Linked DNA regions of Homo sapiens: region 1 is linked to region 2. Evidence: chromatin loops called from intact Hi-C (ENCODE). Cell type or tissue: mammary epithelial cell. All regions are shown on one strand. Links, peaks and the distances in the headings refer to the core of each region. The heading gives the core; the rest is flanking DNA. Region 1 holds the start of TCF7L1-IT1 (TCF7L1 intronic transcript 1). Region 2 overlaps TCF7L1 (transcription factor 7 like 1).

The links. Hi-C counts contacts between places; a loop is a spot of excess contacts. Peaks named below come from ENCODE experiments on the same cell type or tissue, not always from the same donor. Only the 100,000 strongest peaks of a DNase experiment are listed, where the experiment ranks them.
Region 1: it touches region 2 in a loop (2.0-fold over the local background); 6 of 110 quality-filtered maps call a loop at or near these places.

What each region holds. Positions count from the first base shown.
Region 1 is chr2:85,182,763-85,191,092 of GRCh38, reverse strand. All of the region lies in intron 3 of TCF7L1 (transcription factor 7 like 1), which reads right to left. It overlaps TCF7L1-IT1 (TCF7L1 intronic transcript 1), which reads right to left and starts at 4,684. Exons shown (of 2, transcript NR_046797.1): 1 at 4,295-4,684; 2 at 3,840-3,907. RefSeq lists an enhancer at 801-1,302. In mammary epithelial cell, for the core only: a CTCF peak has its summit at 4,743 (motif pointing left); no DNase peak of the experiment used is centred there.
Region 2 is chr2:85,282,127-85,290,456 of GRCh38, reverse strand. TCF7L1 (transcription factor 7 like 1) reads right to left here. Exons shown (of 12, transcript NM_031283.3): 4 at 6,879-6,962. Among named protein-coding and RNA genes, the nearest start is that of TGOLN2, 42 kb to the left of the region's middle. RefSeq lists an enhancer at 7-507 and a silencer at 4,764-4,833. In mammary epithelial cell, for the core only: a CTCF peak has its summit at 4,807 (motif pointing right); DNase peaks (open chromatin) are centred at 1,936 and 4,846; H3K27ac peaks cover 2,991 bases.

The sequences.
Region 1 (8,330 bases), core at 192-8,191, 99 kb after region 2:
TAAGGCTCTTAAAGACTAGTAGAGGTATTTTTCCTTTTCTTCCTTCTTTCTTAACACTTAAAATTGAAGGAGAAATTATAAAGATAACTCAGTTCACTGCACCAGAGTCATTAATGCTGGCAGCAGCCCTCGCCTCAGTTGCTAAGAGCCTAAGCCCCCGTTTCCACTGAAGCTCTGCCACTCACCTTGGGAAGCCACTTAATATTTCTGAGCCTCAGGTATTGCGTCCATAAATGGGAATAATAACCTTTCCTACCTTAAAATGCCTGCAGCACTTACCACTCATACGTGGGTGTATATAACAACAGAACAGCTTAAGTCAGTGAAGTATTATGTACAAAGCTCTTAGTCCAGTAAGTTCCCAATAAATAGAAGATTCTACTATCTCTTTGGCTACTACTGTGACTGCTGCTGCTGTGATCCTTAAACACAATTTTGTAAAACTAAGAAACACAAAGGCTCCTTAGCATCTTGGCCTGTGCTTTTCATTCCCCCATGTTCCTAGGTCAGTCATCAGGTGCCAGAGGTTCCCAGGGTGTTGGCTGCCATATGGTAAGTGTCCATGAAGTCCATTCTCCCATCTCCACATCTACCACCAACTGGTTCCAAGTCAGCACCAGGTCCTGCCCTTTCCTGCAAACCAGCCACCCAAGACTGGCCTCTGCAGAGGCCTATGGTGCTCCTTACTCAGCCTCTCAAATTCCAAATGCAGATCCCTGGCCATCAGCACTCTGTTCTACGGCAACTTCCCACCTTGAAAATGTCCTTCGTCCCTCCAAGATCTCAAAGTCTACTCTCCTTGACCTAAGAGGTGAGCCCAGTCTTTTCAGTAAGGTGATCACACCCCAAGAGGCAAAATATTCTGTGGCCTCTTCAAAGGACAGTAAAGTACATCAGTGTGCCTGGGGCTATATGAAAGGAGCAGCAATGTAGTTCACTCCTTCAACAAGGACTTACTGAGTGCCTCAGGTATGTGGGACTATAAAGATAAAGAAGACAAGGTCTCTACCCTTAAGCAGGGGCTCCAAGAGGTGTACACAAAGATAAAAGCTGAAGGTCAGGACCAAAGATAAGCCCTAGCAGCCCTGAACTTGCTCATTCCCAGCTCACTGCAAGGTATTCCCACCCCTCCCTTCCAGAGGCTCCAAGTGCACAGAATGAATGAACCCCAAGTGGCTGTCCAGTGTCATTCCTCTGGGCTCACTCCCGGGCCCTGGGCTTCTCCAAACAATTGGAGGCAGGCCGAGTGGGCGCATTCTCATGTGCAAGGCTCGCAGCGCCCCTCTCAGCTGATTGTGTCCAGGCGGCCGGGGTCTCGGAGGCGCATGAATGCCCCTGAATGGGCCCTTTCAGCCTGATGGACAGGAGCTGAAAGCTGCACACACACAAAAGCCACTGGGCAGCTGGGAGGGCTCCAGCCCCGGGGTTTGCCCACGGGAAGGGAGGCCGTCCTTCCACAAAGAGCAGTGTGAAGACTTCTCCACTTTTCAATGGCATCCTCTGGCCGCCAACTGTACAGCACCCCTACCCCCACCCCTGATGGTGGTAACAGCAGCAGAGGATGGCACTACATGGAGAAGCCTTAGAGGGCTAGAGGCAGAAATTAAAATCCAACAAATAAATAACAGAATGCCCTTTTCTTTAAGAGCAGGATGGGGATCTGAGCCAAAGGCCCTGAAGGGCGCCTCCATGTGCCCATCATGTACATCTGTAAGCAGCATTCCTGACACCCACAGTGATCTTTAAGGACACAGACTGACCTGAGATTGTCTAACATGTCACCAAGAAAAATGATCTCGAAAGGACACGGCCAATATTTAAATCAGGAATGGAGAGTCCCAATTCTTGTGTCACTCACTTGGTATATTCCAGGAAAAAAAAAATCCCCGAAGCGACACTTGTATTTTTAAATAGGACCAGGAAGGGGAGAATCACCCATCTGGAATTCTTTTAATTGCTTCGGGGGGAAGGGCAGCCTCCACCAGTTGGAGGAGCAGAGAAGTCTATTTACACTGTTGCACACAAATATTTTAAGTTCACAGTCAGGTGGCTACTTTGGAAGGGACGATGCTCTGCTTCTGAGATCACATTACTTTAGAAACACCCCCCCAAAAAGATAATTAAAGATAGTTCCTCCTCATAATGCAATACTATAAGGAGCAATTAAAATTAAATTAGCTTGTCATAATAAAAAAGATGGATTATGTTCTTAGGCTTCCCAACCCGGAGTTAGTAATTCATGGAGAGAAGCCTGTGACCAAGTAGCAGTTTTACTAAGGAAATATTAAACATTCAGACCACTTTTGTGAGTGGACCAAGATACCAGGGAGATACATACCCTGGCATAATTATTGCTTTTGTTTACATTTATTTTATTTTTTAAATAATGGAATGATTCAAACACATAATAAAGGACAGGGAAAAACACAACAAATAAAATCCATCATCCTAAATTCACAAATGTTAACATTTTGTTATGTTTGCTTCAAGACCAGGTTTTTCTAAACAAATAAAATGTTATGAAATCAGATGAAGCCTCCTTTTGCAGAGGCAACTGTATGTCCATATTTTTACAGGTTTGCCATTCTTGATGTGACATAAACAGAATGTAATATTGTTTTAACTTTTTATTTCAAAATGATTATAGATTCATAGGAAGTTGGAAAAAAAGTGTACAGGGAGGTTCCAAGCATCTAGCCTAGCCTCCCCCGATGTTAACGTCTTGCATAGCTAACTAGCATGCTATCAAAACTAGGATATTGAGATTGGCACACTCCACAGAACTTTCTCAGATTTCACCAGTTTTACAAACACTCGTGTGTGTGTGTGTATGTGTAGCCCTATGTAATTTTGTCACATGTGTAGCTTTGTGTAACAACCACAATCAAAATACTAAACTGTACCATTACCACCAGATTCTCTCATGCTACCCCTTTTGAGCAACACCTATCCCTTATTCCCCTCATCCCTAGCACCTGGCAACCACTCATCTGTTCCCCCTCGCTATAATTTTGTCATTTCACGAATGTTATATAAATGGCAAATGCAGTATATAACCTTTGGAGACTGACTTTTTCGTTCAGCATCATTTCCTTGAGGCTCGCCTATATTGTTGCATGTGATCAATAATTTTTTCTTTTTTATTGCTGTATTCCATGGTATAGATATACCACAGTTTGGTCAACCATACACCACTGAAGAACATCTGGATAGTTTCCAGATTGAGGCTATTTTGAATGAAGGTGTTATGAACATTCACATGTATAAGTTTCCTTGTGAACATAAGAGAAAGGCCCTAGAAGAGCCAAAACTATTTTGAAAAAGAATAAAGGAATCTCTCTTCCCAGTGTTAAGGCTTACTATATAGCTCCAGTAACTGTGACAGCATGGTCTTGGTAGAGGGCTAGACATGGAGATCAATGGAACACAATAGAGAACACAAATTGCCCACTTGCTTTTTTACAAAGGTGTAAAAACAATTCAATGGTGAGAGGTAGTCCTTTCAACAAAGTGTGCTACAGCAAGTGGACATCTACAGGAGGGGGAAAAAAATCAACCTCAACCTAAACATTACACCTTATATGAAAAGTAACTCAAAATGGATCTTAAATGTAAGACTTAAGACTTCAATGTAAAACACAAAACTATACAACTTTTAGCAAGAAACACAGGGCACATGAGGACATCTGAGTTCTATAATTCTGGGTACACCAGGAAGAGTCTCTTTCCTTAACATCTCCCCATCTAGTCTGTCCCAGATGACTGAAATTCCGCTATTAGACAGTCATACCTTTGGCTTAAAGGCTCATCCAGAAAATTCTTCTGGGAGAGATAAGAAATGAGAGCTTTGAATCTTGGGGTGAATCAGAGTATCAGGTCTTCTTTAGCTGACAGCTGAGAGGAGGATCTAAAAGGAAGTGAAATGAAAAGGGCACTTGGAGAATGAATGAGGGTGGGAGGGGTAAGAGGAAAAAGATGACGTTCTGACAAGTTCCACCTACTTGACAACAATAAGGTCAGTTCTTCCAAAATGTGTATCTGGTGCTGCATCTTAGTCAGGGCTGGGGGCAGGGGACGGAGTATGTTCACCAAACTACACTCAGCCAACATGTGCAGACATTTATACATGGTATCCACCAACTCACATGCAAAGAAAAGGAGTGTATATACATGTCAAAGGGTGGCAGTTCGTTGTTGTTTACCTTTCCTCATTAGTACAGTACAAATCTAGCTGAGAACAAAGAATTTATATTCCAAACAGGATAAAAGTATGAAAAATGTCTTTATTACCTACCTAGTATTTTCCTTCCTCCGTTTATGACTTCTTTTACATACACGTTTTATGGAATTATTCAGGCAAATGCCTTCTTTGGGACTCCTAACTCTGTGTGCAGCATGGTTGAAGAATGGGATATTCCTGTTACAGATACATCAGGCACATCACCAACTCCCAACGAATCAAATCCAATTGAATGCTTTTAACCCTAAAATTTTCAGGAAACAAATTTATCATCTTTGCTAAATTAGAAGACACAATGGGAGCCATATGGTAATGGTGACCATATTTCCCAAATTATAAATTTATGGCATAGAACCTGAGGAATGCTCATCATGGAAACAACAGGAGTGAAAATTTAAATGCAAGCAGTGTGGGCCCATATGCTCTATGGCTACCATGGCTGCCTGTCCCATTCAAGTGGGATGTGTTCAGAGGAAGCGCTGACTCTGGATGGCGCCCCCTCATGGAAAGGAGGAGCCACTGCAGCTCAGAGAACCTTTAGCTTTTCCATGTTACTTTGATCGGGCTCTAAAATAAAGTCCCCTGCGGCCGGGCGCGGTGGCTCACGCTTGTAATCCCAGCACTCTGGGAGGCCGAGGCAGGCGGATCACGAGGTCAGGAGATTGAGACCATCCTGGCTAACACGATGAAACCCCGTCTCTACTAAAAAATACAAAAAACTAGCCAGGCGTGGTGGCAGGCACCTGTAGTCCCAGCTACTCGGGAGGCTGAGGCAGGAGAACGGAGTGAACCTGGGAGGCAGAGCTTGCAGTGAGCCGAGATTGCACCACTGCACTCCAGCCTAGGCGACAGAGCGAGACTCCGTCTCAAAAAAAAAAAAAAAAAAAAAAAATCCCCTGTGTTGTCTCCTGACTGGGAGGTAAACTCGTATCTCCTGGCAGGCTGCTCCGAGGATCTAAGTCTCAAGTTAAATGAGGCAGCAGTGCATACAAACAGACTAGGAGGCCTCCACCAACATGGGGCTACCCGCACAGTGAGGGCCCTCCCAGTTCTGACCACCTTCCTCTCTATCAGCCCATCACAAAAACCCGCCACAGGCGTGAGCTGCCACTTCCTAAGATGTCCTAACCCCAAGCCAGGGACTGCCACAACCTCAGCAGAGTGTGGTGTGTCAGGCTGAGACACATCCTCTCTCTCCAATGCAGCCTCCCCAGAAAACCCACAAGCAGAGATAGACAGGACAACCCTCTCTGGAGCTGGGCCACATAAACAAGCGAGCTTCCATGAGGAGCTCTGGCTGCCCTGTGGTTCAGTGTGAGACTATCGGCTGGCTCCTGCTTGAGACTGGCTCTACCTGTGTGACCCCAGACAGCTCATTTAACCTCTCTCTTCTCTGTGCCTCCCATTTCCTCTTCTGTAAGACGTGATGTTGCTGAGTGTGGTGGCACTTGCTTGTAGTCCCAGCTAATGGGGTGGCTGAGGCAGGGGGATCGCTTTAGCCTAGGAGTTTGAGGCTACAGTGAGCTACGATAGCACCACTGCACTCCAGCCTGGGTGACAGAGCAACACACCATCTCTTAAAAAAAAAAATGCTGTGATGCAGATTCATGAGTTCAAACGCTGGCCTGGCACAGAGTAGACCCTCAATACAGGCTGGTTATTACGTCACTTATCATTACTAGGGCACACTCTCCTGAAGCTAATTTCTCAGGCGTCGCTAAGTCCTTGCCCAGGTAGTCACTTTCCTAAGAAACATGAAATTCTTCATCTGGGGCTATAAAAGATCTTGAATGGTGGAAGAGAACAAGCTCTAGATGTGGAGTCAGAGAACTAAGACACAGGTAGAACCTGTCACTGAACTTTGCTGTGACACCCTGGGCCAGGCCCTTGACTCTCTGAGCTTGTTTCAGTCAGAAACAAAACAGATTGGCTGCTAAGAGTCTTTGCCTTGTAAGGGTGCTGTGAGGATCAGAAGGGATCACTCATGTGACAGCCCAGCCCGCCTGGCCAAACTGAACAGCAAAGACCTAGCCCAGGTAGAAGAGAGGGGAGCACAGCCGTTAGTTTCCCTAGCCTTGTCCCGCCCCTATACCAAGGGCAGGGAACATCAGCAGGGCCACCTCAGTCTAAGCACAGCAGCATCCCCTGAGAGAGGGTCCAAGTGCTGCAGCCTTGTCCTTACACACCATGAAGATGGGCCAAGAAAAGGGTAGGTTGATGAGATCATCTTCTGCGGAGCTCTCCAGGTGAGGAATCTGGCCTTCCACCTGCATGCTCCAAGGGCTGGGGCTGCAAAGAGACTTCATAATCACCAGCATCATCTAGACACCAGAACCACCAAGGACTATAGACCTATTTCCTGAAAGCTGGCTCTTAAATTTGCTCCTTGTCCGCTCATTCTCCTCCAATACCCAATCTGAAACTGCTTCCGGGTTACCTTCCCCACGGAAGGTCCCACAATCTTCAGGCGGACTCCACTTTCCCGAACACTGCCTCTCCCCTGCCAGCCCCAGCTCTGATACCAGGCCTGGTTCCGCCTTTCTTCCCCGCCTCACTGCCCATCTGCTGACTGCAGCGTCCTCTCCTCCTGCTCACCCAAATCCTACCTGGCCTTTAGAGCTTGGCTAAAGGCTCGCTCCATGGAAAATGCCCTTCCAGATTTCTAACCCACATGGACACCTCCTTTTCTTCCCAAAGTCATTTCCTTAACATGAAATCTGCCAAACTGTGTGAACAGTTCTGGTGCCTACATACCCCAAGACAAAAAACAACCTCACTCCACTGAGAAGAGGAGAGAACTTAGGCCTAGCTTTCCTTCCTGGAATGACACCTTGTATCACCTCTCTTCCCACAACCACGACCCAACTTTACAAAGATTTCAATGGCTGAAATGCCCCTTGACTTTCCCTCTTCTCCAGGCAGAGGCCTCCCAGACCCTTGCTATCATCTGTTTGTCTAAGTCCTGGTGAAACTGCAGCTCCTAGAACTAAGCCTGAAGCTCCAGAAGTGGGTTGAGCAGTACAGAGTTGCTGGAGCCATTCCGTATCCTGAGCTGGGCTCTGTAATGCCACCTCTGGCTAATACACTTGCAGTCTGCACTAAGTCCTCACTTACTTTATTTGGGTTGCTTTTGCCTCTCCAAACAGCCTGGAGTCATGTTCTCTTACATCCTCCAGAATGCTCGGCACAGACATAAACTTGCTGACTCGCCCGATGATTTTCCCCAAAATCAGGGCTGAACTATATATGACATGCTTATTCACCATGGCTAAGATTCTGAATATAAAACACCTACTGCCTTATTCAAGCCAGCAGGGTTATGGGCTCTGAGAGACACCAGGCAGCAAAGACACCAAGAAAGACATGTCAAAATCATGGAAATGTCAGAAGCAAAGTCCATCAGGTCCAATGATGATCTGACTACTGTCTGACGCATTCTTCCCTAGGCCTAGGATATAAAGCTTGGACTAGGGACACCACGGGCCATCCATCCTAGGAACCCAAGTCCTAGGTGACTCCCCTTGGTGCTAGCACAATAGGACAAGTTATACATTAGTAATGACCTCCATTCATGATCTGCCTTCTTGAAAGGCATGTATGCCTATGAGTCAGTGACACTCTTGGCTGACTTGCCCATCCATTTGAAATGCATTTTGATATCTAGTATTTCAGGCAGATACCAGGTTAAACCCGGCTCTGTGCTGCCCCTTTTCACTGTGGCACAGACAATACCATTTGATTTTCCTCCTGGGTGCACAAAAGGACTACATTTCTCAGGCTTCCTTGGAGTGAAGTGGGGCCATTGTGTCTGACTTCTGCTCTCTCACCCCTTGAAGCAGAAGCTCTAGTGAGGAACCACGAAGCCCTAGAGCGGGGATTCTCAGTGCGCTCCCTGGACCAGCAGCATCGGCATCCTCTGAGAACTTGTTGGCAATGCAGATTCTCAGGACCTTTCCTCTGGAGGTGGGGACCCAGCAATGTATTTTCACAAGTCCTCAGGTGATTCTGACACTCCAAGTGGGAGCCACCACTCAGGAAGACAGCAGAGCTCTTAGACAGGGAGATCTGGGTTCCTGAATGAACAGGCAGT
Region 2 (8,330 bases), core at 67-8,066:
TGCCTGTAATCCTAGCACTTTTGGAGACTGAGGCAGGCGGATCACTTGAGGCCAGGAGTGCAAGGCCAGCCTGAGCAACATAGCGAGACCCTAACTCTAATTTTTTTTAAATGGGGGGAAAAGCGCACACGTATACAAATATATGCACAGGATGCTAACTTTAGCTTAAAAACTGGGGCCGGGTGAGGTGGCTCACGCCTGTAATTCCAGCACTTTGGGAGGCCAAGGCGGGCAGATCACCTGAGGTCAGGAGTTCAAGACCAGCCTGGCTATCATGGTGAAACCCCGTCTCTACTAAAAAAATACAAAAATTAGCCATGTGTGGTGGCAGGCGCCTGTAATCCCAGCTACTTGGGAGGCTGAGGCAGGGAGAATTGCTTGAACCCGGAGTGTGAAAGTTGCAGTGAGCTGAGATCGCACCACTGCACTCCAGCCTGGGCGACATAGTGAGACTCTGTCTCGGAGAAAAAAAAAAAAAAACTGGGCTAGGCGTGGTGGCTCGTGCCTGTAATCCCAGCACTTTGGGAGGCTGAGGTGCGCGGATCCCGTGAGGCCAGGAGTGCCAGACCAGCCTAGCCAACATGATGAAACCCCGTCTCTACTAAAAATACAAAAAAATTAGCTGGGCGTGGTGGTGAATACCTGTAATCCCAGGTACTCGGGAGGCTGAGGCAGGAGAATCTCTTGAACCCAGGAGGTGGAGGTTGCAGTGAGCTGAGTTTGTGCCACTGCACTCCAGCCTGGGCAACAGTGAGACTGTCTCAAAACAAACAAACAACTGGAAACCATCTATGTCTATCTATTTTTAAAATGTTTAAATAAAAGGCAACCAGGAAGAGAGAGGTGGCAAAGTTTCAAAGGTGGTAGATATTTCTGCCTTTGCACTAACCTCATCTAGATTTTTCTCTACACCTTCCTCTATCCCTCAACTCCTTACTCTCTAGGTCCCTTTTCTGATTCTGGATGCTCAGCCTAACAGCTAAAATTTGCATTAAAAAACCCCTGAATATCTGACCATTTTCCAAAAAGCTGGATTAAGTCACTCTAAAGTTTTGGAGAACTGCAACCATTTCCAAGTTATCTGGATTATTTGTCTCCTGGTCTCTGGGTCTCTGGCCCCATTTGCCTGTAACTCAGCAGAATTTATTAGGCATCTACCTGGACAGGAAGCATTTTGGTCATCAGAGAGCAAGTTATAAGTATACACACACACACACACACACACACACACACACTCCAGACTGAAATACTATTTAACAAAATGTTTGTGGGTTGTGGGATTATAGATCTTTTTCTGTGCTTTCTGGCATTTTCCCAAGAGTTCTACACAGTGCATGCATTACTTTTACGGTTTCAAAAAAAGATTTTTTAAAATTAAAAAACAGTTCTGAATGAAAAAAGGGGTTGGATCTTGGGTAAATGTGGGTAGAGAAGGGGTATTAACTTTTTACCAGACCATTCATTCTTCCATTCATTCAACAAATGCTCCCGAGCATTACAACAGGCGCTCAGATGCGATTCCTGTCTTCGTGTTGCTTATATTCTAGAGGGGCATATATGTGTTTTGCGTGGCTGGACACAGTGCTCCTGGGGGACACTGGAGGGAAGACAGGCACCTGGCATGTGGGGCCATGGTGAGGGGTCTGGATAATAATCTGCAAGTGATGAAATTACACTGATCGGATCTTACAAATAGTTGCTTATACAATGTTACTGTTAGTCTTTAGAGCTTGTTTTGAAGGTGTAAAGTCCAAATTATTAAGCACTTAACTTCATCCCGCACCCGGGCCCAGTTGTGACTTGCTTAGACATACTTCCTTGTTAGGCAGCTTCTACATGACTCACTAAATCTCTGCAAGTATGCAGGCTGTTTCCTTCGCTTGCTCTACTCCCAGGGCAAACCTCACCTTAAATATTTTACTCCTGACTCTAAAATACATTTCATAATCTCAAGTATTTTAACAAAAAAGCCGGTGTCCAAACCTCTGTGACTCCCTCCGAAAAACCTTCAAGTTCTGCTCACACGTCTAGCCTGGAGAGCCGCATGGAGTAAACTGGGATGTCTCTAGGTCCTCCTTCCACTCCGCCTCTGGTTTGTGATTTGCAATTACAACAATGATCCTCGACTCTGGCTGCCCCTTGGAATCTCCTGGGGAGCTTAAAAACTAAGATACCAGCCGCACCCCAGACCAATTAAATCATATCCTTGGGGGATTAGATGCTAAATTCTATAGGCTCATTATCTCTGTTACCTCTGCAATCTGTCCATTTGTTCTGGCACCTAATTCAGGCCCTCATTACCTCTTAGTTTTGCTAATTAAACAGTATTTTCGTTGTTCTTTCCCTCTCATTTAATAATAGTAGAGGTAGCGGTAGTGGTGGTGGTGACGCTGGGAGTAGTAAGCTAATAGTTATTGAGGACTTATTTTGTGGTAGAGGCACAATTCTAGACTCATTACAATACACTGGCTCATTTTCGCACAACGACTCTATGAAGTCAGTCTCTTCTAATCCCCATTTAATAGATGAGGAAACCAAGGCAAAGAGAGATGAGGTAATTTGCTTGGAGCTGCATAAATAGAAAGAGGTGGATCTGGGATTGCAACCAAGTGTATTATACAGCCTCCCACTCATATACCCTCCTCCCCGGGTGTCTCAGGTTTTGCTCCTGCACGTACACACCTCTCGTTGGAATGAGATGCTCTGCCTCAAAAACTGAGAATGATGGTCTTCTCCCCATCTGTTGAATTCCCAGTTAAGATTTTCTCCCATAAATGTTCCTTAAGTTTTTGAGGCCTGTGTCTGCTTTGCTATATTATAATATAGACTACGGTAATATAAAATTTACTAGAAAACTATCCATGTTGCTATCTATAATGCCATGTGTGGCAACGGTTCATGCTTCTCTGCCCTTAGACAAAATAAGGGACCCCTGCTCCACCACAATGCTGAGTTATTATTTGCAGAGCACACATCTGCAATGGTTAGATGTTTGTTTGGCAGTTGGAACTACGGGTGTAGAACTTTCTTGAGAGTTCTACAGCTCTCTTGATGGGATTTTATATATTTTTTCTGTCACAAACATTGAGAGGAATAAGTGATGATGAAGAGTTGATTTATTTGAATAAAAGTCTAGAAAGAAAATGGAAGCTTCAAAAAGACAAACAACTGATTATGTGTATTAATACAGTATCTTGGAGTCAATGATAAGATTTACAGGAAGCAGAGAGTAGTCAGGCCTTGGCTGTCGGCTGTGTTGCAAAAAAGCAGGAAAATGAGTGGAGTTAGTTATTCGATGGTGACTGAAGCGCTAAGCCGGGCTGCAGTGGAGTGGCAGAATAAAGGAGGTGACAGAGGTGTGGGAAGTCAGGCGGTAAACAATAAAAAAGAAACAGGACGGTGCTCACAGGAACAGGAAGGCTGAACACAGGGTTTTTCTTTCATTTCTCAGAGGATTGCTCTGTGCAAAAGGAAGAATGGGAAACTCAGAGTACACGTGTTAGTTTTGTTTTTTTGTTCACGACAGGGTCTCACTCTGTCACCCAGGCTAGAGTGCAGTGGCACAATCATGGCTCACTGCAGCTCCGAACTCCCAGCTCAGCCTCCTGAGTAAATGGGACTATAGGTGTGAATGACTGCATCTGGCTAATTTTAAAAATTTTGGCCAGGCGCAGTGGCTCACGCCTGTAATCCCAGCACTTTGGGAGGCCGAGGAGGGTGGATCACCTGAGGTTGGGAGTTTGAGACCAGTCTGACCAACGTGGAGAAACCCTGTCTCTATTAAAAATACAAAGGTAGCCGGGCATAGTGGCACATGCCTGTAATCCCAGCTACTTGGAAGGCTGAGGCAGGAGAATCGCTTGAACCCAGGAGGCAGAGGTTGTGGTGAGCCAAGATCGCGCCATTGCACTCCAGCCTGAGCAACAAGAGCAAAACTCCGTCTTTTTTGTAGAGATCTCACCATGTTGCCCAGACTGGTCTCAAACTCCTGGCCTCAAGCAATCCTCCCTCCTTGGCCTCCCAAAGTGTTGAGATTAAAGGCATGAGCCACCATACCTGGCCACTATATGTTAGTTTTTTTTTTTGTTTGTTTGTTTTTTGAGTCACAGAGTCTTGCTCTGTTGCCCAGGCTGGAGTGCAGTGGTGCAATCTCAGCTCACTGCAACTTCCACCTCCTGGGTTCAAGCAATTCTCCTGCCTCAGCCTCACAAATAGCTGGGATTACAGGCGCGTACCACCACGCCGATTTTTTTTTTTTTTTTTTTGAGATGGAGTTTTGCTCTTGCTGCCCAGGCTGGGGTTCAATGGCACAATCTCGGCTCACTGCAACCTCTGCCTCCCGGGTTCAGGCGATTCTCCTGCCTCAGCCTCCTGAGTAGTTGAGATTACAGGTATGCGCCACCATGCCTGGCTAATTTTGTATTTTTAGTAGAGACAGGATTTCTCCACATTGGTCAGGCTGGTCTCGAACTCTCGACCTGAGGTTATCTGCCTGCCTCAGCTTCCCAAAGTGCTGGGATTACAGGCGTGAGCCACCACGCCCGGCCTCATGTGTTAGTTTTTAAAGGGAAATAACATTCTTGAAAAGTAGATGGAGATGCGACAATATGCAGAGAGAAACTAAGACAGAGGACCCAGCCATCTCAGGTCTTCAGGAGTGGGCTGGCAGACGGCACAGGAGAGGTAGAGGAAGGCACAGATCTGAAACAGAGATGGCTGCACTGGGGGGAGGTGCAGGGCACGAGCCAGGTCTAGGGTGGGCAGATGTGGTCCGCACATCCTCCACCAGGGCTGACTGGCACCACTAGAGGGCACCCGCGCCTCGTGCTTGGCTATCCCAAGTGGGACTCTGGGCCAAAGCCACTACCCTGGCTTATGCCTGAGGTGTGGAGTGCTTGTTCAACAGCAGCTTGTGCCTTGGCGACTGGCTGCAGAACCTGCTGCCTTTCCCGGATGGCTGGTCCCGCACTCACGGTTCCTTCCACTGTCATCCTTGCCTGACTCCCTGGTGATGGCTGTGACAATCACCTGAGAGCTGCATGTGGCATCCCACTGTAGATCCCACTGTAAACTCCCAAGGGCTCCACAGGAGCAGGTCTCCTGATTACTGGAAATCATACAGGCTCCCTGCACCCTTATTTATTTAGCTTTCTGCACATATCTTCTTTCTCTTCTGCTAGACTCTAAGCTTTTAATGAATAAGAATTATCAGTTTTTTTTTTTTGAGACAGAGTCTCGCTCTGTCACCCAGGCTGGAGTGCAGTGGCGCGATCTCGGCTCACTATCAGCTCCGCCTCCGGGGTTCACACCATTCTCCTGCCTCAGCCTCCCTAGTAGCTGGGACTACAGGCGCCCGCCACCACGCCTGGCTAATTTTTTGTATTTTTAGTAGAGACGGTGTTTCACCGTGTTAGCCAGGATGGTATCGATCTCCTGACCTCGTGATCCGCCCACCTCGGCCTCCCAAAGTGCTGGGATTACAGGCGTGAGCCACTGCGCCCAGCTATCAGTATCTCTTAAAATGTCCTATGAGATGAAGTAATGTCTGGGATTCACTTTAAATCCCCTATGTAGCAGGAGGGAAATTCTGGGTGAAGGGAACATGGGGATTCATTATGTAATTCTCTCTACTTTGATACATCTTTAAAATTTTCTGTAATTAAACTTTAATAAACATCATAGAAGCCCAACGCCTAATACCTAGTACAGGGCAGTAACAGTGAAGTCCTATGTCTGCTCGTCTGTAAAATGCATAGGTCATGCAGGATGAGGGTCCCTTCTAACCGCATTCCCTGATTCTGAGGCTCACTGTACAGTCGGCGAGCACCAGTTAGCTTGTGGGGTGAGTGCATCTTAAGGCAAGTGTTGACCCAAGCACCCAGGAAAAGCCCAGGAAAGTAGGATATCTGGTTCTGTTCCAGGAGCATCTCTTATCAGCTTTGGGTTTCAGTCCTTTGCATGTCCTGAGGAGGCCAGAGGTACTGCTTGGATCCACTGCTCCTGTCTCCCAGGATTGTCCAGACCCTCCTTTCCAGCTGGTATTGCCACAGGGCCTGGCAGAAGAGGCTCGGCTGCCCTGAGGAGCATTTGTTTGCATACGTCCTATTGAATTCTTTCCTATAACATCCTGTACAGAAGAGCCTCTTCGGCCGGGCGCGGTGGCTCATGCCTGTAATCTCAGCACTTTGGGAGGCCAAGGCTGGCGGATCACGAGGTCAGGAGATCGAGACCATCCTGGCTAACACAGTGAAACACCGTCTCTACTAAAAATACCAAAAATTAGCCAGGCGTGGTGGCACATGCCTGTAGTCCCAGCTACTTGGGAGGCTGAGGCAGGAGAATCGCTTGAACCTGGGAGGCAGAGGTTGCAGTGAGCCAAGATTGTGCCACTGCACTCCAGCCTGGGCAAAAGAGCGAGACTCCGTCTCAAAAAACAAACAAAAACAAAAACAAAAACAAAAACAGAAGAGCCTCTTCAACTATTGCCTGGCAGCTATGAGGGAGAAGAGGAGGCAATTCTGGGTAAGCCTCAACAGGACAGAGAAGCCACCCTTGCCCACGTGAAGTGGGCAGCGGGTTCAGATGGCAGCCGGGAAGGATCGCAGGCAGGCTTCTGTGATGAACCAGGGTGAGCAGCCAGGGCCATGGGGGTTGGGGGACGGCTATTCCAATTACAAAACATCTGAGGCGGTGTGGTGTGTGTGTTGAGGTCACAACCCAATTGTTAGCCCCAAGCACTCAGCTCTTCCTCACTGTACTCACACATTTGAGGAAACACTGTTGGACCCCATCTGCTTCAGCGTGATGGCAGAAGGCAGTGGCATGGGATGAGGCCACTAATAGTGGCCCTTTGGTGCTTTAAGGTGAAACAGACTTACCAAGTGTGCTGGAGATGGTGACCTCGTGTCCTTGACTGTGGCGCTGGAGGGGACATCGAGGAGGGGCCATTTCATCTGCAGGTACTGCACAGGGAACAGAAAAGAAAAAGCTGTTGGTGAGATGAGGCCTCACAAGTACTCAAAGTTTGCTGGGCTCTGCTGTTAGGGCACCGGGGCAGGCCATTGGGGTGGCCTGCATTTTCATGCCACATGCCCTGTACTGGGTCAATTTCCAAACGATTATAACAGGAGCGAGCATATATTTACAATCACTACCAGCCTCACCACGCCCTATGTCATTTTGGGGGGGGGGACACGAATGACAACTAAGCTGAACTTTAAGTGGTGGAGAGAACCGATCCATTCCAGCACAACCAATCAACATATTCAAAGAACCTACTAGTGAGGCTCAAGTCCCCTCCCTATGCTGTAGTCATGGACACGCAGGGCTGACCAAGGAGGCAGAGGCTCCCAGATGGCCATCCTGCCCCATCCATTTCCATCACTTACGACATCCACACACAATGCTCCCTACGAAACAGCCATCCAGAAGTATCTGGGAATGAATGAATAAAAGCCATCTGCCTGACACAGAGTCATGGGCAACATCTACCCCAACTCAAGGATGCTGAGCTTTCCTTCATTATAGCGTCTCTCAACCCTGAAAAAGATTACCCAGCACCCCATTCTTTCTCATGTCAGTGCAAAAAACCCAAACCAAACAGTACTTCCCCAACACACACACACACACACACACACACACACACACACACACACACACACAATCTCTCTCTCTCTCTGGCATGGCACAGTCCTTGCCAAGAGCCTAGAAAGAATGAGTTGAGTGGAGCAGCAGTCAGGAGCACTGGGAAGGGCCCTTCTGGGCTCCGGAGCCCTGCATTCATGGGTTCAGGCTCTTACTCTGCCAACATAGGCTGTGTGACCCTGAATGAGTGATTAACAACTCTGAGTCCCAGTTTCAGCATCTGTAAGGCAAGGTTATTATCACTCACGGTACAGGTTGTTCGGACTAGGGACGGTGTCACATATTGAACACAGTGCCTCGCACATGGGAGACATTTGATAAATGACGCCTATTATTTCCATAAGCAAACCATTAGTCTTTGCCAGGAGCAAAAGCACACATGTTGTCTTAGTGTCAACGCTGACAGGTTGCTTCTGGGCAACAGACCCGCAAGCAGCCTCTTTGCAGAATTCTTGAGACTCCTTTGAGAATGAAAGCTGTAACGGAAAGTGGTGGCCCCAGGAAGTTTCACAGAAAGAAGTCTTTGGCTGGGTGCAGTGGCTCATGCCTGTAATCCCAGCACTTTGGGAGGCCAAGGTGGATGGATCACTTGAGGTCAGGAGTTCAAGACCAGCCTGGCCAACATGGTGAAACTTCGTCTCTACTAAAAAAACAAAAAATAGCTGGGTGTGGTGGCGCAGGACTAT